Regions from separate parts of the Homo sapiens genome. Here region 2 is linked to region 1. A link is a loop called in an ENCODE intact Hi-C map of the cell type or tissue named here. Cell type or tissue: PC-9. All regions are shown on one strand. Links, peaks and the distances in the headings refer to the core of each region. The heading gives the core; the rest is flanking DNA. Region 1 overlaps LOC124904876 (a long non-coding RNA gene). Region 2 has its middle 63 kb from the start of ZNF133.

What was found. A loop is a pair of places that touch in the nucleus more often than their neighbours do. Peaks named below come from ENCODE experiments on the same cell type or tissue, not always from the same donor. Only the 100,000 strongest peaks of a DNase experiment are listed, where the experiment ranks them.
Region 2: a loop joins it to region 1, with 6 times the contacts of the local background. A loop is called at or near these places in 3 of 110 quality-filtered maps.

The regions. Positions count from the first base shown.
Region 1 is chr20:18,272,835-18,283,775 of GRCh38, reverse strand. It overlaps LOC124904876 (a long non-coding RNA gene), which reads right to left. Exons shown (of 3, transcript XR_007067544.1): 3 at 3,705-3,969. Among named protein-coding and RNA genes, the nearest start is that of ZNF133, 10 kb to the left of the region's middle. In PC-9, for the core only: CTCF peaks have their summits at 6,641 and 6,844 (motif pointing right); a DNase peak (open chromatin) is centred at 6,845.
Region 2 is chr20:18,220,551-18,231,491 of GRCh38, reverse strand. It overlaps the pseudogene GGCTP2. Among named protein-coding and RNA genes, the nearest start is that of ZNF133, 63 kb to the left of the region's middle. RefSeq lists an enhancer at 5,682-6,181. In PC-9, for the core only: no CTCF peak of the experiment used is centred there; DNase peaks (open chromatin) are centred at 6,381 and 8,021; H3K4me3 peaks cover 883 bases; H3K27ac peaks cover 2,459 bases.

The DNA.
Region 1 (10,941 bases), core at 1,929-9,928:
GGGTTAAAAAATTTTAAGATATGTGATTGGTAATACTATTCTTGGAAATACAACATGAGTATTTCAACTACAAGGTCTTTTACCTTTTCTGTAAAGACATTGTTCTGATGATTATGGGACATAACTAATTATACTCTTTATATTCAATTAGTCGGTGTCCTTGTGCTGGTTGAATTAAGTACACTTTTAAATTGTAACTGCAGGCATATTTTGTTACATCAGCCCCCTGCCATCTGAGAAATACACTTAAAGAATGTACCAAATTTACTCTGGTTATATCCTTCCTGGCTTGAGGTATTCATGCCAAGGTATGATTACCACACAATGTCAGTGTTGGAAAGAAGAAGGAGTCTGCCCCTGAGAAATGGTTTTATGTCAATATTTGATTTAGTGTATCTACACTCCCTAGTGAGATCTCAGATGACTTAATTCTTTCTCATCAATGTGCCTGTTGAAGTGCAGACTTCTCAGGAGTAGTTGGAGATACTGATTTTTATTGTTTTGTGTGCGAGTTTCTCTCTTGGTTCTGAGTGCCTGAATTTAGTAAGATACACTTGAAGCCTGTCCCTTACAATGGCAATTACTGCATGTGTAATCTGCGTCTACTATACAAACTCAGCAGAAGAGCTTTACATCATTTGCTGCAAAGATGTTATACAAAGGCATTGCCTTGGGATATTTATGGACCAAACAAGGTGGCATTTGTGTGCTGGCTGTCACTTCTGATTGTATTTGAATACCTGCTTCTGAATAATAAAGTTCAGAAAACAGGCCGATTTGTTGTCCCAGAAAGGATACATTCAGCTGTTGGATTTTCTTTATTGCTTGGTTTGGCCAAGTAGGAAGTTGGTTTAAGGAGTCGCTGCAAATTTTAGTTATACTATTTTTGTCTTTGTTCCTAATTGTTGCTGCTGTCAAGTATGTTGTTAACAGGGTATTAATACTTTGGCAGAGCTACCAACTCATCAGTTCTAACCACAGATGATTCTGTATCAAAAAGAAATTGAAGTGACTCTGATAGAAACAAATCATGTGAGAATGATACAAAAAACAACATGGAGATGTAGAACTGGAAACCTGATAACTTGGCTAATATTTGTGTGGTCATCCAATCATTTTAGGCAAAGAAAAGAGCAAAAGAAGAGACAGTAAAAGGAAAAGATTCCATTTACAGCAGCACCTGCTTAGAAAATAATAAAGCAATGCCATCTCCCCTCAGCTATATCTGTTAAGAACTCTAAACTTTGAGTGACCCTAGTAGGGCAAAACTACTTGGCTGTAACTCAATAATTTTTCCTGACCTCTGAAAAATAGAACCTTTTAAACCAATTATGTAACAGTACTATGGATTCATTCTGACCTATCCAGAGTGCTAGTTTTTAATCCATAATGAACACAGCCACAATGAAACTCTACCTCCTAACATTTAAAAACACTGAAATTTCCCCCTCAGTGAACAACTTGTGAAACTTTTTCAGTGGTGTGTGTAGTAACTCAACCTTTTCACTTCTTTTCTTAAGCCTTGGTAGTTTTTGTTTTACATTAGAAACAAAACAAGAATACTATGTATGAAAACCAAAATTCTGATCATAGCAAATCCATTGTATTTAATGACTTTATCATTGAAATAAAAAATTTAAGAGGTAAGGAAACAAAGTCTTCAACCCAAGCTTGAAAAAATATAGCAAAAAGAAACACAAAGGCATAAATGAATACATTGGAAAGCAGTGAAACTGTGATAATACTTGTGAAGCGATTTGGGGCTCAGTACCTGTTGGCCAGGATTCATTATTGCTGCTTCCTTATTCTCCTCCAATGTATGTTCCATTTCACCTTGTTCCTGGCAGCTTCTCACAAGCTCTATTGCAGTTTTTTTTTTTGTTTTTTTGTTTTGTTTTGTTTTGTTTGAGACAGAGTTTTGCTCTTATTGACCAGGCTGGAGTGCAATGGCACAATCTCGGCTCACTGCAACCTCTGCCACCCAGGTTCAAGCAATTCTCCTGCCTCAGCCTCCCGAGTAGCTGGGATTACAGGCACCTACCACCATGCCTGGCTAATTTTTTTGTGTGTTTTTAGTAGAGACAGAGTTTCACCATGTTGGCCAGGCTGGTCTCAAACTCCTGACCTCAGGTGATTGACCCAGCTCAGCCTCCCAAAGTGCTGGGATTACAGGTGTGAGCCACCGCACCCGGCTGCTCTATTGCACTTTTTTTTTTTTACTGATAGCGTGATTTACCTGTTTAAAGAAACATGCCTTTGGGTAGTTTATTTTTATATTTAAATATATTTTTATTTTTATATATTGAAATGGTTATTTTTTTAATTTAGAAAGAAATACTTTTTTGTAAATTTTAAACCTTTTATTTGAAAATAATTTCAAACGTAACAAAGTTGCAGGTGCAGTACATGTAACACTGATGCAGTACTTTTAATAACCTATCATCGGTATTCTAATTTGACAATTGACTTGATAATGTGTTTTATAACTTTTTTTTTTTTTTGCGTTCTAGTATGGGATCCAGCCTAGGATTAGGTTTAGTTGTCATGATTCTAGTATCCTTTAACCTGGAATATTTTTCTTAGGGTTTGTTTTTCTGTCTTTTAAGAACAGGGTCCTCCTTTTTGGTAGCTGAATGTTTTATTTGGGGGTTGTGTGAGGGATATCACATTTGGTAGTGCCTGATTTCTGCCTTGTACAGTTACTATTTTTTTCGTTTCTAAGACCATCTCTGAGGAGACAATTTAAGACTGTGCATCCATTAATGATTCTTGCCTAGACTAGTTTTTACCCTAATAGTTACAAAGCTGTAATTTCCAATGCCAACACTCCCTCCATATTTTCCAGTCAGCACTAGGCATTCAGGTAGGATGCTATTTTATGAAAGAAAATACAGTATTCAGGTAGCAGTGAGAGAAGGACAGGCAAATCACTGATCCTAGTGTCACCAGAGCTATTCAGAGGTGCAGAGAGCTGTGAGAGCTTGGAGAAGGGAATATGGGGTGCAGAGTGGCAGAAGGCAAGGTTGGGGCTACATAAGCTTCCTCACCTGCCTGGCCAAGGTGTCTTGACTCGATTTTGCATGTGGCTGAGCTTATAAAATCATAACAACACAAAACCTACCAGCTGAGAAAAGAAACCTTATCAATTTTTAAAAATTTAAATATGGTAGTTCCCCTCCCCTGCCATCCATGGGGGGTTACATTCAAGACTGGTTGCCTGAAACCTTGGATAGTACCAAATCCCACATACTGTACATATGTTTTTTGCTATACAAAAAAACTGAAGATATGGTTTAATTTATAAATTAGGCACAGTAAGAGATTCATAACTAATAATAAAGTAGAACAACTATAACAATATACTGTAACAAAAGTTGCGTGGATGTGGTCTCCCGAAATATCTTATCGTACTGTACTCGCCTATTTTCAGACCGTGGTTGCCCCTGGGTAACTGAAACCTCAGAAAGTGGAACTGTGAATAAGGAGGACTACAGTGCTGCATCCACGTGTCCATATATTTAGTATTTTTAGAATAGATTGTCCATAAGTTAATTTTTTTTACCATATTCATAATTGAGGAAGTCTGAGCATTGCGTTAATATTTTTTAATGACAATAAAACCAGTAGCACTGAGGGCAGATCCTAAAGAATGAAGAAATTAAGGGCAATAAGGAAGACGAAGAGAGTCAGGGATGACTTGTAGCTCTGGTAAAGACAAGAGAGCTTTATTATCAGTGGCAACAGGGAGCCATTAGAAAACCATCTAATGTAGACCAGAGCTTCTCAAACTTCAGTATTCTGGGGATCTTGTTGTGATGCAGATTCTGATTCAGAGGCCCTGAGCTTTCTAGTAAGGAGGATGCTCCTGCCCCAGGACAATGTTTGGAGATGTTGGTCCTCAGAATGTACATTGTAAGTGACAGGTCAGGTGTGGATAAAGCAGACCAAGACAGCAGCTGAAGTTTTGTCCTAGAAATGGGTTGACATGATACCTCAGTCTTGATGAAATGAAATAGCCATCATTTAGTGATTCCTTTGGGAATTTGTCCTCCAGTAGTTCTGTTAGGGCCCAAAGATCCAGGTCTGCCTCAGTCTCAGGCACAGGCTACTATTTTTGAAGTTCTTTTCAGGAGCCAGATACTGTGCTTTAGTCACATCACCTCACTGAGCCCTCCAGACAGCCAAATGGAGATGACTTCCTTTTTACGGACAGGACATGGAAGCTCTGTGTTAGTGAGTACGTTGCCTAAGGTCATGCAGCCAGTAAGTTGCAGAACTCAAATCTGAACCCTTCTGACTCAGAAACTCTGCTCTTACCACATCTTAATTAAGTGCCCACCACAAACACATGGCTCATGAAATGAATGCCTCATGCTCCCTGCCCTCCAGCAGCACAGAGTCTAAAGGGAAGGATGTGTCACAGGTAATTACCATCCAGCCATGTTGGTGGAGAAGAGTACCACCAAGGTATTAGCTTTCCACTCTGCAGCCTTCTTTGGTTAGAACTGTTAAAAATGTCCTTTTACAAAGCAGAAGCTTGAACATTGAATAAGTTGGCATAACATGTTTAAAGGTAATAAATGATTACATCTACCTTAATTGTTTTCATTCCAACATATCGTGACAATTTTCTAATATAAAAGTTGAGAGAATGGCCGGGCGTGGTGGCTCACGCCTGTAATCCTAGCACTTTGGGAGGCTGAGGCGGGTGGATCACAAGTTCAGGAGTTCAAGACTAGCCTGGCCAAAATGGTGAAACCCTGTCTCTACTAAATATACAAAAATTAGCCATGCGTGGTGGTGGGCGCCTGTAATCCCAGTTACTCGCGAGGCTGAGGCAGGAGAATCGCTTGAACCCGGGAGGCGGAGGTTGCAGTGAGCCAATATCGTGCCACTGCACTCCAGCCTGGGTGACAGAGTGAGACTCTGTCTCAAAAAAAAAAAAAAAAAAAAAAAGTTGAGAGAATCATACAGTGAATATCCAGATGCCCGCCATAGTTATTTTTTACTATATATCTTTTGTTATATTTTCTGTCATCCCTCTATCCATCCATCAGTTCATCCACTTTTTTGATGCATTTCAAAGTTGCAGACATCAGTTCACCCCTAAATCGTTCAGCATACATGTCATTAGAGTTCAGTATTTGTCAATGGTTTTTTTTTTTAAATTTAAAACATACAACAAAATGCACAGATCTTAAGTGTACTATTCGATGAATCTTGACAAATGCAGACACCCATAAAACCCAAACCCTTCTCGAGATGAGAATATCCCCGCCATTCTGGAAGGTTTCCTCATGCCCCTTCCCAGTCAAACTCAATTCTGTTGCCTCAAAGGCAGTCACCAAATTAGTGATTCCTGTTCTAGAACATCACATAAATGGAATTAGCTTTTTTTTTTCTTTTCCTTTTAGAAGCCTGTGGTCTTAGCAAAGAGTTGCAAACATTCAACACATCCTTATTAGGCTCCAGCTATCTATCTGTAAGAATTTGTTTATAGGATATGTTTGTTTTAGTGGAGTAGCAAGAAGGCTTGAAGGACTGCCAAGGACACACCCTTCATACAAAGGCACCCACATCAACGCACTAGATGAGAGAGCATCACAATCCCATGTAAGGGCAGAGTAAGCCCCCCACCCCAGGCTGGGAGATTAATGGGTTACAGCAGTTGGCCCCAACCTAGGGATCTTTGGCTTCCAGGTATCCCCAGAATTACCTTTGAACTCCACTATTATTTTTAGTATTTCAAAATATCAAATTGAAATGATACATTAATCTTGCATAGGGCTGCACAGACTAACAAAAGTACTTTTTTTCTTTCTACTGTTGATTGTTATTGTAGAATTATAATAGCGAACATCTCTGGCATATTTATAATGTATCAATCACTGTTTCAAGCATTTCACATTTTAAATTTCATTTGATAATATCAGTAGCGTAACGTCTCATACATGGTCATTGTTTCTGTACTTTTTTAAATGAGAAAATGCATTTTTACTCTAAAAGTGTGGCTTGCTTGGTAGACTAAAAACCTTCAAATATGAGGCCTGTGGAGAAAAATAATGAAAGGAATGGCTGGACTAAATAGAGGCAAGTCGGCTGGGCGCAGTGGCTCACGCCTGTAATCTCAGCACTTTGGGAGGCCAAGGCGGGCGGATCACAAGGTCAAGAGATCGAGATCATCCTGGCCAACATGGTGAAACCCTGTCTCTATTAAAAGTATAAAAATTAGCTGGGCCTGGTGGCGGGTGCCTGTAGTCCCAGCTACTCGGGAGGCTGAGGCAGGAGAATGGCTTGAACCCGGGAGGCTGAGGTTGCAGTGAGCTGAGATCATGCCATTGCACTCCAGCCTGGGTGACAGAGCAAGACGCCGTCTCAAAAAAAAAAAAAAAAAAAAAAAAAAATAGAGGCAAGTCTCTCTTTGATTCTTAAGGAAATCTATGCTTGGGGAACCTTTGTTAACGTATTGAAAATGTGAATAGTGACATTACAGGAAGTTGAAGGTATAAATCGTAAGAAATTGGCACTATAGATTTGTGATTAATTTTTCTTGATTTTTACAAAGGCATAAGAGACTGGAGTTACGAGTTCATTTTCCTCTTGTTACTGAGGGGTCTGGGCCAGGGAGTCCGGTTTCTTCCTCTTTCGAGATTTAACCAATTGTGTGACCGTGGATGAGGCATTTGACCCCTTTGGGCCTCAGTTTCCCATGTGTAATGTGTAGTTTGAACTAGTCATCTCTAAAGCCCTTTCCAGGAATGAAAGTATGTGGTTCTCTGACGTTTGCTCCAAGATGCTCATCCGCTGAAAGCCTTGCCCTGGCTCCACGGGCTTCAGCCCTTTGAACAGAAGAGGGCGCCCTAAACATGGTGATTCCTTCCTTTCCCTGCGGGCCCTTTTGGCAATTCAGGTAGAGGACCGGCGCAAGTGTTCTCGTCAGGATTCAGTTGTCCAGAGGCCAGCATTTTCCCTGGACAAGGGGTAGCTAAGGCCTCAGAGGAAGCCACTGACTTTGCATCTTTCCAAATCTTGTGAGGTTGAAATTTTAATTATATTTTAACTATGGATATAATTGAAGAAGATGGAAAAAAGACACTATTGTAATTCCATAGTCAGTTACTGCTCTAAAATAAAATGCAGATAAGTAATATAGCCATTCTCGTTCTTGTTGACTGGAGGGGGTGGGGTATGGACGTGTCACGTATTGTCTCAGGGCTCTCAGGGCATGGCTTCATTCATTCATTCCATATTTTCCGAGGGTCTACTTGGTGCCAACTACTGTTTGTTTATAGCGTCAACCAAACAAAGCCCTTGTCCCCATTGAAGCTAATATTGTATGAGCATTTTCAAAATGGTGGGCTGAAATGGATCCTCAGGCCTCGAAATGCATGCATGGAGCCATATTTGAGCTAACTAAGGGTGTGAAGCTTCCATACACCAAGTAGTTTCCAAAGGAAACTGCCCAGGGACAGAACATCTGCTTATCAGGAGTTTTGCCACTAGCAAAATGGAGTAATTGGGAAAATGACTGTTGAACAAGTTAAATGTACAGGTACAACATTCTTTCTTTCTTTCTTTCTTTTCCTGAGACAGAGAGTCTCCCTCTGTCGGCCAGGCTGGAGTGCAGTGGCGCAATCTCCGCTCACTGCAACTTCTGCCTCCCAGGTTCAAGTGATTCTTCTGCCTCCACCTTCCAAGTAGCTGGGATTACAGGCGCCCACCATCATGCCCGGCTAATTTTTGTATTTTCAGTAGAGACGGGGTTTCGCCATGTTGGCCAGGCTGTTCTTAAACTCCTGACCTCAGGTGATCCACCCACCTCGACCTCCCAAAGTGTTGGGATTACAGGCGTGAGACACCGCGCCTGGCCCAACATTCTTGAAAGAAGGACAAGAAAGCTACCTGCATTTGTCCACACTGCTCAGTCTCAAGGTAATAAAGGGAGTGGAAGGCTATTAGCATTCAGGCAAACGCAGCAGCTAAAGCGCCTGTTATGGGCAACAGCACAGGCTGTAGAGTGAGGCTGCCCAAGTTTCAATGCAAGCTCTGCCACTCACCCTCTGGCTGAACTGGCGGAAATTTCTTAACCTGCATGAGGTTCTGTGGGTCATGTGGGGATTCAATGGGTCCACATATTTAAGCCATCAGAACAGTGGCCTCGCACACAGTAATTGCTCAGTAAATTTTCACCATACTTACCGATGTGATTATCAGTATAACCTTAAATTGGTCCCGTTCCTGATTTCTTTTCATTCTGACTAAATCCTTTTAAATCTTGGGTTAAAAGGCTAAATAAATTTGCTTAGCCAGAACAAGAGAAAGGTTTGTTGAGCATCTGCTATTCTACTGTTCTAGGAACAAGGATTTGGCAATAAATGAGATAGAGCCTCTGTCTTCTCAGGAGCTTACAGCAGACAATAAATACATTAAAAAGCAAACAAACAAGTTCAGATGTAATGGATTTGAGTAGTATTTCTCTCTTTGGAATGAATTATAACCACATTAAAATCTTACTTGTGATGTTCTTGATGCTACACATTCATGTAAGAGAACATCTTCCACTTAAGGAATTGATGTATGAATCCTAGCAAAAAACTGAGTAAGTCAGGATATCTTCTGGCTTTCTTTTCCAGTTCCACAAGATATAAGCAGAAACTGGAGATGCTACACATTCTCTTTTGGTAGAAGAGCATTGCACTTGACTACAACAAGATTTTAAGCCTGATTATTATATCTTGAATTGTATTTGTTCACAATTCAAACTGGCTAAAGACTGAATTCCAGGCTGATATTCTTAGTGTGGTTCCAGCAACTGGAAAATGGATTGTGTTTCCTTTCAGCCTTCTAATTCCTGGGTGAAATGAATATACAGTCATGTACCACATAATGACATTTCCTGACTGCATATATGACGGTGGTCCCATACGATTACAAATACTGCACATTCACTCTACCTTTTCTATGTTTAGATATGTTTAGAAACATGAATGCTGTGTTTAGATATGTTTAGACAAACAACTACTTAGCATTATGTTACAGTTGCCTACAGTTTTCAGTATAGTAACAGGCTGTACAGGTTTGTAGCCTAGGAGCAATAGGCTCTACCATACAGCCTGGGTGTGTAGTAGGCTATGCCATCTAGGTTTGTGTAAGTCACTCTATGATGCCATCTAGGTTTGTGTAAGTCACTCTATGATGTTCGCACAATAAAGTTGCCTAACGATACTTTTCTCAGAATGTTTCCCCGTCATTAAGCGACACATGACTGTATGTTACTGCTGTTATGTTTCATAGCAGCCAACCATCTTCAGCAGGGAGAGTTTCTAGTAGCCCAGACAGTATCTTTGTGCAAATTAGAAAAAGATGCCCCCTTCCTTAAGGTATTTTTCTGCCATCTACCTGAAATTTTTTATAATAAATATTCATTTCTACAAATATTCAGTGCACACCCTGCTCAACCATATCAAACAGCTCTCCTAATAGGTCTAATGAAGTCCTTCAAAGAGAGAAGCAGTACAATTTATATTATAACTTTATTTTTAATTGCCTTCTTTTTACCCTTTCGCCTTGTAACCAGTGTGACAAAACACAATCTTGTCGCCTCCAGGCAGACAAAAAGATGCATACCAGTGATTAGTAAGTCTATACCAGATCCTAGGAATTGAGTACATCCTTGGGAGGGGGAGGAGACAGTTAATATCTAGATGACCACAACAAACAAGGAAATAAAATTGCAATTCCCTCCAAAACACAAAGAACCCCTAAAACAAAACCAAAAAATGTCTCAGTCTGACCTGGCACTGGGCCATCTTTTTCAGCTGCCAGATTAGCTTTCCTGCTTTTATCCATCAATAGAAGGAGTATTGCTCCATTGTTTTGCAATTACAATGGTTCTGTGATCTCTTGAATCAAAATTGAACTTTGTCTTCTTGTGTGAGAGAATACAAGATCCATCCCATATCAGTTTTCTGGAGCTCCAGATCCATTCTCTAATGCTAGGCAGACATCTCTGCTAGACTGACCATTAGGCACTTTAAGCTGAGCATGCCTCAAACTCATCCCGTCCTTTCCCTCCCAAACCTCTTTCTCCTCCTGTAGTCCCCACATCTCCATTGACTTCCTGACTCTTCTCTCAGTTTCACAAATGATTAAGTACCTTCTTAGAGTTCCTTTCCCTTCACCTGACACACATCAGTCTCCACCACCTGCTGCGTGCTCTGCATGTGGACATCTGTCGGGATCTCTCTGTTCCCATTGCCTCAGCATTGGATGAAGTCTTGGGCCCTCGTCATTTCTCCCTGGGACTAATGCAGTGGCTTCTCAGCTAGTGTTTTAGCCATTCCCAAGTCTCCTCACCTCTTTTCAATTTTCTGCTCCCCTGTTATCTGAACAGAACTGGGACCATTTACCCGCACTGCTTATAAACCTCTAGTGGCTTCCTACTGCCTTCAGGATCAAATCTCCACTCTGTTCCAGTCTACCCCAACCTGCCACTAGTTTTAACCACTATTCACTGCTCTCCTTTCTGTTTCTCCTCCCTATCCCACGGTATTCCCTGCCACTTTTCACTACTTAAAATTTTAGAATTCCCTCAAAATGATGGGCATCAAGCCTCCTGTACTTCATGGATTGAATACCACCACGTTCTTCCTCTGGCAAACATTTTTTTAAAAATTTATTTATTTATTCATTTATTTATGACACAGGGCTCTCTCTTTTGGCCAGGATGGAGTACAGTAGCTCAGTCGTGGCTCACTGCAGTCTCAACCTGCTGGGCTCAAGCATTCCTCCCACCTCAGCCTCCCATAATGCTGAGATTACAGATGTGAGCCACCGCGCCCGTCCCCTCTGGCAGCTCTTATTCATCCTTCAGGTCCAGCACAAGTTGTCGCTGCTTCTCTGAAGTTTTCCCACCCCCACCCTCTTCCTTCGATTTTCCTA
Region 2 (10,941 bases), core at 1,965-9,964, 52 kb after region 1:
CCCAGGCTGGAGTGCAGTGGTGCAATCTCAGATCACTGCAACCTCCGCCTCCCGGGTTCAAGTGATTCTCCTGCCTCAGCTTCCCTAATAGCTAGGACTACAGGCACATGCCACCACTCCTGGCTAATTTTTGTATTTTTAGTAGAGATGGGGTTTCACCATGTTGGCTAGGATGGTCTTGAACTCTTGACCTTGTGATCCATCCGCCTTGGCTTCCCAAAGTGCTGGGATTACAGGCGTGAGTCACTGTGCCTGGCCAGAAATACAGCATTCTTAAAAATAAAGGTTTATTTGAACTGTGGTATATATATGTGATGGAATACTACTCAGCCATAAAAAGGAATGAATTAATGGCATTCCCAGCAACTTTGATGGGATTGGAGACTATGATTCTAAGTGAAGTAACTCAGGAATGGAAAAACCAAACATCGTATGTTCTCACTCGTAAGTGGGAGCTAAGCTATGAGGACGCAAATGCATAATAATGATACAATAGACAGTGGGGACTCCAGGGGGAAAGGGTGGGAAGGGGGTGAGGGATAAAAGTCTACAAATTGGGTTCCGTGTACACTGCTCGGGTGGTGGGTGCACCAAAATCTCAGAAATCACCACGAAAGAACTTACTCATGGAACCAAACACCACCTGTTCCCCCCCAAAAAAACTATGGAAATACAAAATTTTTTTTTAAAAAAGACTAAAAGGCCGGGCACGGTGGCACGCACTTGTAGTCCCAGCTACTCGGGAGGCTGAAGCAGGGAGAATCGCTTGAACCCGAGAGGCAGAGGTTGCAGTGAGCCAAGATTGTGTCACTGCACTCCAGCCTGGGCGACGGAGCAAGACTCAGTCTCCAAAAAAAAAAAAAAAACAACTGAAAAAAAGGTTTCTTTGAGAAGTACACAGACAGTAGAAGTAGGAAATATTTAACTCTTCTCAGTAGTTACATGGATACAATAGAAATGGCGTCATCTACATTTCTGCTTAACCATTGGTTGCTATGATTTTCATAATCACAGTGACCTTTCTGGTTACCTGAGATTTGATCCTTTCTCTCAGAAGGTCCTAAGAGTTTATTTAGTAGAAAGAAATCCCTTCTTTCTTTTTTCTCCCCACCAATTTGGTGCCAGTAATGAAAGCCTGGTATTATGGGAAGTGGCCTCTCTGGACCTGGTCTGAGGATATCAATGCGTCAATGTTAGGCCAGAAGAAGTTACGTGATCAACATGACATCTGATTTCAGGTAAACAAAATTCACACCACTGACTAGTTTTTGTATTACTTTGTTTTTCAGAACAAAATACTGTATAAGCCACATTACCCCCATACAAAGAATTGTAATCATTTGTAATACTTATGAACTAGGTATTCATTTGTACAAATCTGGAAAGCCAAGATGACCTGGTAATGCTGAGTCAGAAAGGGGCAAAGCAAGAACAAAGGCTCAGTTACCTTGACAGCCGGTTTAGCCTTTCACAGACACACGGGTTTACGCTCTTAAATACACCAAGTTCATGATAAACACATGCTTTATAAAACCAGATCATTCTGAATCTTTGTTTTTTATTTTTTTTCCTGAGACGGAGTCTCTCTCTGTCGCCCAGGCCGGAGTGCAATGGCATGATCTCCGCTCACTGCAACGTCCGCCTCCCAGGTTCAAGTGATTATCCTGCCTCAGCCTTCTGAGTAGCTGAGATTACAGGTGGGTGCCGCCATGCCTGGCTAATTTTTGTATTTTTAGTAGAGACAGGGTTTCACCATGTTAGCCAGGCTGGTCCTCAGGTGATCTGCCACCTCGGCCTCCCAAAGTGCTGGGATTACAGGCGTGAGCCACCACGCCCAGCCCATTCTGAATCTTTTTTTTTTTTTTTTTGAGAGGGAGTCTTGCTCTGTTGCCCAGGCTGGAGTGCAGTGGCACAATCTTGGCTCACTGCAACCTCCGCTCACTGCAACCTCCGCCTCCTGGGTTCACGCCATTCTCCTGCCTCAGTCTCCCGAGTAGCTGGGACTACAGGCGCCCGCCACCACACCTGGCTAATTTTTTGTACTTTTAGTAGAGACGAGGTTTCACCGTGTTAGCTAGGATGGTCTCGATCTCCTGACCTCATGATCTGGCTGCCTCGGCCTCCCAAAGTGCTGGGATTACAGGTGTGAGCCACCACACCCGGCCATTCTGAATCTTTAAAAGTAAATCTTTTTCTATGGAATCTAAAATAGACCTGATTTCAAATGTATCCTTTTTTTGTTTGTTTTTTTTGAGACGGAGTCTCACTCTGTCGCCCACTGGCTTTCCAGATTTGTACAAATGAATACCTAGTTCATAAGAATTACAAATAATTACAGTTCTTTGTATGGGGTAGTGTGGCTTATACAGTATTTTGTTCTGAAAAAGTTAAGTGCAGAGTGCACAGTGATCTCGGCTCACTGCAACCTCCATCTCCTGGGTTCAAGGGATTCTCCTGCCTCAGTCTCCAGAGTAGCTAGGACTGCAGGTGCCTGCCACCATGTCCAGCTGGTTTTTATATTTTTAGTAGAGACAGGGTTTCATAATGTTGGCTAGGCTCCTGACCTCAGGTGATCTGCCTCCCTCGCCCTTCCAAACTGCTGGGATTACAGGTGTGAGACACTGCACTGAGCGTCAAATGTATTCTTGCTTTTAAAAAGAACAGTTTTAGGCTCACAGAAAAGTTGCAGATAGTAGAGTTCTCCTTTACCCCCAATATCAACATCTGGTATAACCACATTAAAATTAAGAAATGTACATTCTTGTTTGATTATTTACTATAAAAAATTTTTTTCTAGGCTGGGCGCGGTGGCTCACGCCTGTAATCCCAGCACTTTTGGAGGCCAAGGCGGGCGGATCACAAGGTCAGGAGATCGAGACCATCCTGGCTAACACAGTGAAACCCCGTCTCTACTAAAAACACAAAAAATTAGCTGGGCGTGGTGGCGGGTGCCTGTAGTCCCAGTTGATGGCGGGGGTGGGGGGGTGGGGAAGAGGGAAGGGGGTGCTAAGGAAGGAGAATGGCGTGAACCTGGGAGGCGGAGCTTGCACTGAGCCGAGATCGCCCTACTGCACTCCAGCCTGGGTGATGGAGAGAGTCTCAAGTCTCAAAAAAAAAAAAAAAAAAAAAAAAAAAAATTCTAAATGGACATGGGTACTATACTATTAACATAGCTGCAGACTTTATTTGGGCTTCAACAGTTTTCCCACTATCACATATAGATGTCATGTCTCCTTAATCTCCTAAAACCTGTGACAGTCCCTCAGTCTTCCCTTGTCATTCATGACTTTGCCACTGTTGAAAAGTACTGGTCACTGATTTCGTAGAATATCTCTCAACGTGGGTGTGTCTCGGCGTTAGATGGAGTCTATTCATTTTGGGCAGGAAACCACAGGTGGCATTGTTCCTTCTCCCTGCATCCTACTGAGGGAACATCATGTTGATGTATCTTCTTACTGGTGATGGCATTGTGTCCGGAATTGGTGGGTTCTTGGTCTCACTGACTTTAAGAATGAAGCCGCGGACCCTCGTGGTGAGTGCTACAGTTCTTAAAGGCGGCGTGTCCAGAGTTTGTTCCTTCTGATGTTCGGATGTGTTCGTAGTTTCTTCCTTCTGGTGGGTTCGTGGTCTCGCTGGCTCAGGAGTGAAGCTGCAGCCCTTCGCAGTGAGTGTTACAGCTCTTAAGGGCGCGCGTCTGGAGTTGTTCGCTCCCCCCGGTGGGTTTGCGATCTCGCTGGCTTCAGGGGTGAAGCTGCAGACCTTCACGGCGTATGTTACAGCTCATAAAGGTAGTGCAGACCCAAAGAGTGAGCAGCAGCAGCAGGATTTGCGAAAAGCGAAAGAACAAAGCTTCCACAGCGTGGAAGGAGACCCGAGCAGGTTGCCACTGCTGGCTCTGGCAGCCTGCTTTTATTCTCTTATCTGGCCCTACCCACATCCTGCTGATTGGTCCATTTTACAGAGAGCCCAGTGGTCTGTTTTGACAGGGTGCTGATTGGTGCATTTACAATCCCTGAGCTAGACACAAAGGTTCTCCACGTCCCCACTAGATTAGCTAGATACAGAGTGTCCATACAAAGGTTCTCCAAGTCCCCACCCGAATAGCTAGATACAGAGTGTTGATTGGTGCATTCACAAACCCTGAGCTAGACACAGGGTGCTGATTGGTGCATTCACAAACCTTGAGCTAGATACAGAGTGCCCATTGGTGTATTTACAATCCCTTGGCTAGACATAAAAGTTCTCCAAGTCCCCACCAGACTCAGGAGCCCAGCTGGCTTCACCCAGTGGATCCAGCACCAGGGCAGCAGGTGGAGCTGCCTGCCAGTCCCGCGCCGTGCGCCTGCACTCCTCAGCCCTTGGGTGGTCGATGGGACTGGGCGCTGTGGAGCGGGGGGCCACGCTCGTCGGGGAGGCTCAGGCCGCACAGGAGCCCACGGAGGAGGAGGAGGCTCAGGCATGGTGGACTGCAGGTCCTGAGCCCTGCCCCGCAGGGAGGCAGCTAAGGCCCGGTGAGAAATCGAGCGCAGTGCCGGTGGGCCGGCACTGCTGGGGGACCCAACATACCCTCCGCAGCCATTGGCCTGGGTTCTAAGCCCCTCATTGCCCGGAGCCGGCAGCGCCGACTGGCTGCTCCAAGTGCGGGGCCCGCCAAGCCCACGCCCACCCGGAACTCCAGCTGGCCCGCCAGCACCGTGCGCAGCCCTGGTTCCAGCTCGCGTCTCTCCCTCCACACTCCCCTGCAAGCTGAGGGAGCCAGCTCTGGCCTTGGCCAGCCCAGAAAGGGGCTCCCACAGTGCAGTGGCGGGCTGAAGGGCTCCTCAAGCAGGGCCAGAGTGGGTGCCAAGGCCGAGGAGGCACCCAGAGCGAGCGAGGGCTGTGAGGGCTGCCAGCACGCTGTCACTTCTCAGTATCTTTGATCACCTAGTTAAGGTGGTGTCTCTTGGATTTGCCTGCTCTGAAATTACTATATTTCTCTTTGTAATTAATAAACATTTTGGGGGACATACTTGAGTCTGCAAATATCCTGTTTGTCCTCAAACTTTTGCTGAATAGTTTTAGAATTCATTGGTGAGTCCAACAATTATTATTGTGCTTTTCTCAGTGATTTTCTATTTTCCTCATTCCTTCTACACATAAGCAAAAGCTGCTCTTTCTTCCTTATTTATTTATTTACTGATTTTTAAAAACTTACTGGTATCAGTATGGACTCATGGATGTTTATTCTATGGTTATAATCCAACATTACTTTTTTTAAGTCTTAAATTGCTTCAGCTTTGGCCATTAGGAGCTCTTTCAGGTTGATTCCTGTGCCCTTTGACTGTCCTCACCCTTTTTTTCCTGGCATTTCCCTCCTTACTGGCACCATAAGGTGCCTCAGCTCTGGAATAGAAGCATCAATGATATTGCTGTCTAATTAATCATGAACAAAACAAATTATCACTATTGATCTCTACATGACAGAGCTAAAATAATGTCCCAGGCCTCTATGTCACCAACATTTAGAAACTCTGTAATTAGTTTAGATACTATGGTTTTATTTTACTCTTTTGTCCATTTAAGTAACACCTAGAACAATACATCACACGTGCTCAATACATACTTGTGAAATGAATGACTACTCTGTGCCAAACACTGTCTGAGCCCAGCACAGGAAAAACCCAGCACAGAGCTTGGCAAAGGAAAAACACCCTTCTGAGAATGCACGGTTCCTTCTGAAAATGCATAATCCATGCGAGCATTTTTCTTTCTTGGCCAGAGAAGAATTATCCATGTAGCTGGCTTGGGGTTTCTCTTCTTTTAGGATACTGGAGAAAACAGTTGGGGCACACGCCTGCTAACATCAGGTCCTATATAGCAGCTCTCAATTCCAGACCTTAGTGCAGACCCCAGAATGGGAAAGGTAAGCAAAAGAATGGCAGGACACGGGGGATTATGCCGAGAGTCAAATGTCACCACCTCTGAAGGGCTGCTGTGCCTGCTGGCCTAGCCAGAGCACCTTGCCCGCTGATTTTCCAGATGGTGGTTGTTGCTGTTTGTCCCTAGATCTGCTCAGTCTTAGCCTTGACACTGTTTAAATCTGGATGAAAAAGACAGCAAAGAAAACAAACTTAGGGCTTTCTTCTTTTTTTTCCCTGCCCCACCAGTGTTCCCTGGATAGTTTGGCCCCGGCATTCAGCCAAGAAAAACATCTGTGATTCAAGAATCATGACACAGCCAGGACCTGCCACCCTGCAGCTCAGAGGCTTTCTTTTCTTGCAGACAAGGGTGAAGAAGTTAGAGGTCAGTATACTCTCAGTCCTCAGGGGCTCCAGCCTGCAGCTCTGTATTGTCAGCTCGTCAGAGATGTGGGACAGGGCACACTCTCTGTGGGAGCCGGCAGGAAAACCAGGCTGTGCTCAACAACAAGAGAAACAAAGAAAGCACGAGGGCTGAGCTGAGAGAACCCTGCCATGAGTCAGCCTGGGGCTCCGAGGGGGCATAAGGCCAGGCTGATACACAGACACCGCCTACCCTCTGAGTCCCTGAAATGGATTTTTTTTGGGTCCTATTAGCCAATAGGAAGTTGCATACAAAGAACAAAAATTCCTAGGATCACCCATCAAATCAAGTTAAACCTGGGCTTTTGGTATACTGTCTTCCCAGCCACTGAGAGAGATTTCTGTAAAGAAAGCATTGTTTTGTTGTTTTGTTTATTTATTTAGAGACATGGTCTCTTGTGGGCAGCTGCTATGGGTTGAATTGTATTCCTCAAAAAACATATGTTGAAATCCTATCTCTAGTATCTCAGATTGTGAGCTTACTTGGAAATAGAATCTTTGCAGATTTAGCTAAGTTAAGATGGGGTCACTGGTACCCTTGTAAAAAAGGCAAATTTGAACATACATGCAGAGGGCAATGGTGTGGAGACACAGGGAGAACGCTGTGTGATTACAGAGGATCACGTGAAGCAGCTACTGCCCCAGAAAGACTAAGGCTTCCAGAAGCCGGGAGAGAGGCCTGGAGCATTTCCTTCCCTAGCACCCTCAGAGGGAGCACGGCTGTGCCAACACCTTGGGTTTTGGACTCCTGGCCTCCAGAACTGTGAGAAAACAAATTTCCATCGTTTTCGGCCACCCAGTTTGTTGTTATGGCAGCTCTAGAAAATGAACACAGCAGCAATGGACATAGGTTCACTGTAGTTTGTTGTAAAATTATTTTGAGAAGACAATTTTCAGGGTCTCTGAGGATTTCATAAAGGTTTTCTATTTCCCAAGCAAGTTCTCAGGAAACAGCCAGGGAGCCAGACACACATGCGTACAAATCTCAGCTTCGCCATTTATTATCTACTTGACGTTGGGCAAGATCCTAAGTCTCTCTAGAGCATTCTTCATCCTTCAAAGAAGGATATGAAACTCTCTTCCTAAGGCCATCTAAAGAGTGAATGAGGTCGTGTTTTTTAAATTGTTTATTGTGTGGCCTCACACATGGTGGCCCGTCAAGATGTTAGATTTCTTTCCTAACAAACATGAAAGAAGACCCTGCCCTGTAGCAGGCAAGCTGGGTGTTAGCTGAGAGTCTCCAACCTAATGTCTATTCAGCATAATAAATATTAATAAGTGCAGTAGACACTGCCAGGGCTCTGGCCAGACCCTTGCAGATCCCTTTAACTGTTTTGTCTGTACTCCCTTGAGTATGCACCCCACGACTCACACCAGAGACTCTTCTTGGAAGTCTTTTCTCGGGCTACTGGAGCCACTTTTTCCACACTCAGGTTGCTAGAAGTGCCTGTGAGTTTATATCCTCTATCTGGGGCAGTTCATGGCCAAAGTCTGAAGGATGCAGGCGTGTGACAGCCCACTTCCTTTGCTTGGAGTCAGGGAAACTCTGAGGCATAACTCACACTCCTGAGTTCCCCTGTAGGATCACGCTGGAGCCACAGGACTTTGCCTGAAAGCATACATTTGCTTTGCCCATCCCTACTTCCACATCAGCCTTCCTGTGAGCATGTCCTTAATGAGTCGCTTACATTCAACTCTGCAATTAAGAGTCTGCTTCTGGGGCACCTGACCCAAGGCAATAAGCTACTGAACATCTCCTGCTGAGATGCCACATGATATTGAAGTTCTGATGGTTAAAGCTAAAAAAACAACCTGACCAGACTGCATTCCAATCATTCACTATTTTAACAGCCATAATAATTATACTAGTAACCTCTCGTTCATGTGTCCAATACATGCATTACGTTCAATTCTAATCCTCATAACCAATGTATACATAGGTAGTTTTACCCTTGTAACAGTTTTTTTCAATGGCCACAAATTTTTTGATTCTCCTCCCATCAAGAGGTAAAGTGTAGGTCCCCTTCCCTTGAATCCCTTTACTTTTACAGAAATCTGCTCAATTTTGATAATGTGTCCCTCAGTTCCCAAGATGTGGCCATTCTAGGATATTCTTTCCCAAGTAAGGACATTCAGCCATGTGGGTTGGTTAACCTTAAATTGCATCTCTAATAGACAGTATATAGTTAGCTCTTACTTTTATAACTAGTTTGATAATCTCTGCCTTTTGACTATTTAGTCCATTTATATTTGATGTGATTATTAATATAGTTTGAGTTGCTGCTATTTTGCTATTTGCTTTTTTTTGTTTCATTTGATTTTTGCTTCTCAGTATCCCCTTTTTCTTGCGTTCTTATGGTTTCATAAAATATTTGATTAAATTTAAAATTTAGAATCTCAGATTTTCTAGGCAATTGCTCAGGTCAGTGAGCTTCAAACCCAGGATTGTGAAAACAGTTTAATTTCTCTGATAGCATGTTTTCTCTACTATCCATGATGATGTTTATGAAGTCAATATCAGGCTGAATTATATTCAATTGTCAGGTAAATAAAATCTTTAGAAGTTATTAATTTGGAGTTTACTGAAACAGGAATTTATGATTCTTCACTGTATGGAGATGTTTCCATATAATCTATGTAAAGGAGAAATTACACAGCATAAAATAAAAAACTGGCTAAACCTTAGAGAAGCCAGCCGGCAGGCAAGAAGAAATTCAGTAAGAATGGGAATTATCACTCACCTCATTGGTACAATATTTTTGGGGCTTATAAGTGCTCCCTACAATCAGATGGCACATCTGTGAAACATCTGATTTGGGGAAAAACTGACAAAAATGTTTGCTGATATTTCTTTAACCTATTTGTTTTATATAAAGTAAACTAAACTTTGTAGTCATGTCTCCCTGATCTGCTTGGATTTGTCTGCTCTGAAATTACTATATTTCTCTTTGTAATTAATAAACATTTTGGGGAACACACTTGAGTCTGCAAATATCCTGTTTTTCCTCAAACTTTTGCTGAATACTTTTAGAATTCATTGGTGAGTCCAACAATTATTACTGTGCTTTTCTCAGTGATTTTCTATTTTCCTCATTCCTTCTACACATATTAATTATAATTCTTCCATAAGCAAAAGCTGCCCTTTCTTCCTTATTTATTTATTTATTTACTGATTGGTATCTATTATATGGTGGCTGGGGCATTGCAAGCCTGTAAGTGTCTAACAAATATTAATTGATTTATATTTACAACCTTTGTTTCATTGCACAAAGTGTCACAGGCAAAAATTTAATTAATGTAGCTTGGCAATTGAAGACATGGGAAAGAAGACATGAAAAATAAGAGTAATTAACATTTGTTGGTTCCTGGCTATGTTCCCAGCAAGGTCCAATGAATGTCTATGAGATGGGGATAGATACATGGGCCCTCACAGGGAGGTTGTGAATATCAAATGGGAAAGTGCATATGAAAACTTTTTGAAAACTCTGAGTGGGGTAAATGCTCTGTCTTCAGTGGGGCCACCCAGAGCAGAGCCTCTCAAATAAATCAGATGCACAGGATAGACTGAGGGGATGCACTGAATGCACTCAGGAGAAACAGAGGGAGGGATGTTCTGTGTCTTCATTTCCTAACTTGCATTTTGAGGGAAAGTATCAAAAGTTATTATGCATTCAACAAACATTTTTTTTATTTTGTTTTGGCTTTTGGGGTTTTTTTTAGACACAGAGTCTCTGTCTGTCATTCAGGCTGGAATGCAGTGGTGCATTCATAGTTCATTGCAGCTTTGAATTCCTGGGCTCAAGCCATCCTCCCACCTTAGCCTCCTGAGTATGTGGGAGTACAGATGCACGCCACCACCACACCTGGCTAATTTTATTTATTTTTTTAACCACAAATAGATTTATTCCTCTAAAAACAGTATACCATCTTTCCAGTTTCAAAATGTTATTATCAATTGTCTGCAGATTACTTACTCTCATTAAGCTGATTTTTTTAAAACCCAGAGCAGAGCAATTTACCAGCACCATCAGTATCATCATCAAGCAAGCTGCAAATCTATCCTTTGCCAGAACAAGGAAACACTGAAGATCAACTCAAGAGAATAATAGCTTCAAGTGTTTACCGAAGGGGTACTCACATGCATTTGTCACACATTCCAGGGCCTCATCGTCCTCTTTTTTTGTTTTTGTTTCTGTTTTTTTGTTTTTTGTTTTTGAGACAGAGTCTCACTCTGTCGCACAGGCTGGAGTGCAGTGGTACAATCTCGGCTCACTGCAACCTCTGCCTCAAGCGATTTTCCTGCCTCAGACTCCTGAGTAGCTGGGATTACAGGCATGTGCCACCACACCTGGCTAATTTTTGTATTTTTCGTGGAGATGGAGTTTCACCATGTTGGCCAGGCTGGTCTCGAACTGCTAACCTCAAGTGATCCGCCCACCTCGGCCTCCCAAAGTGCTAGGTAATCACCCTCTTTTATAACATTGCTTAACTCCTAAACCAGTTTATTTTTATAGTCTGAAAACAAGAATCACCCACGTGCGATATTTCTTCAGAGCACGGTTGAAGATGGATCAAACATGGAGATCCTCCAGATCCCTGTTTTCAAATGGTATTTTACATT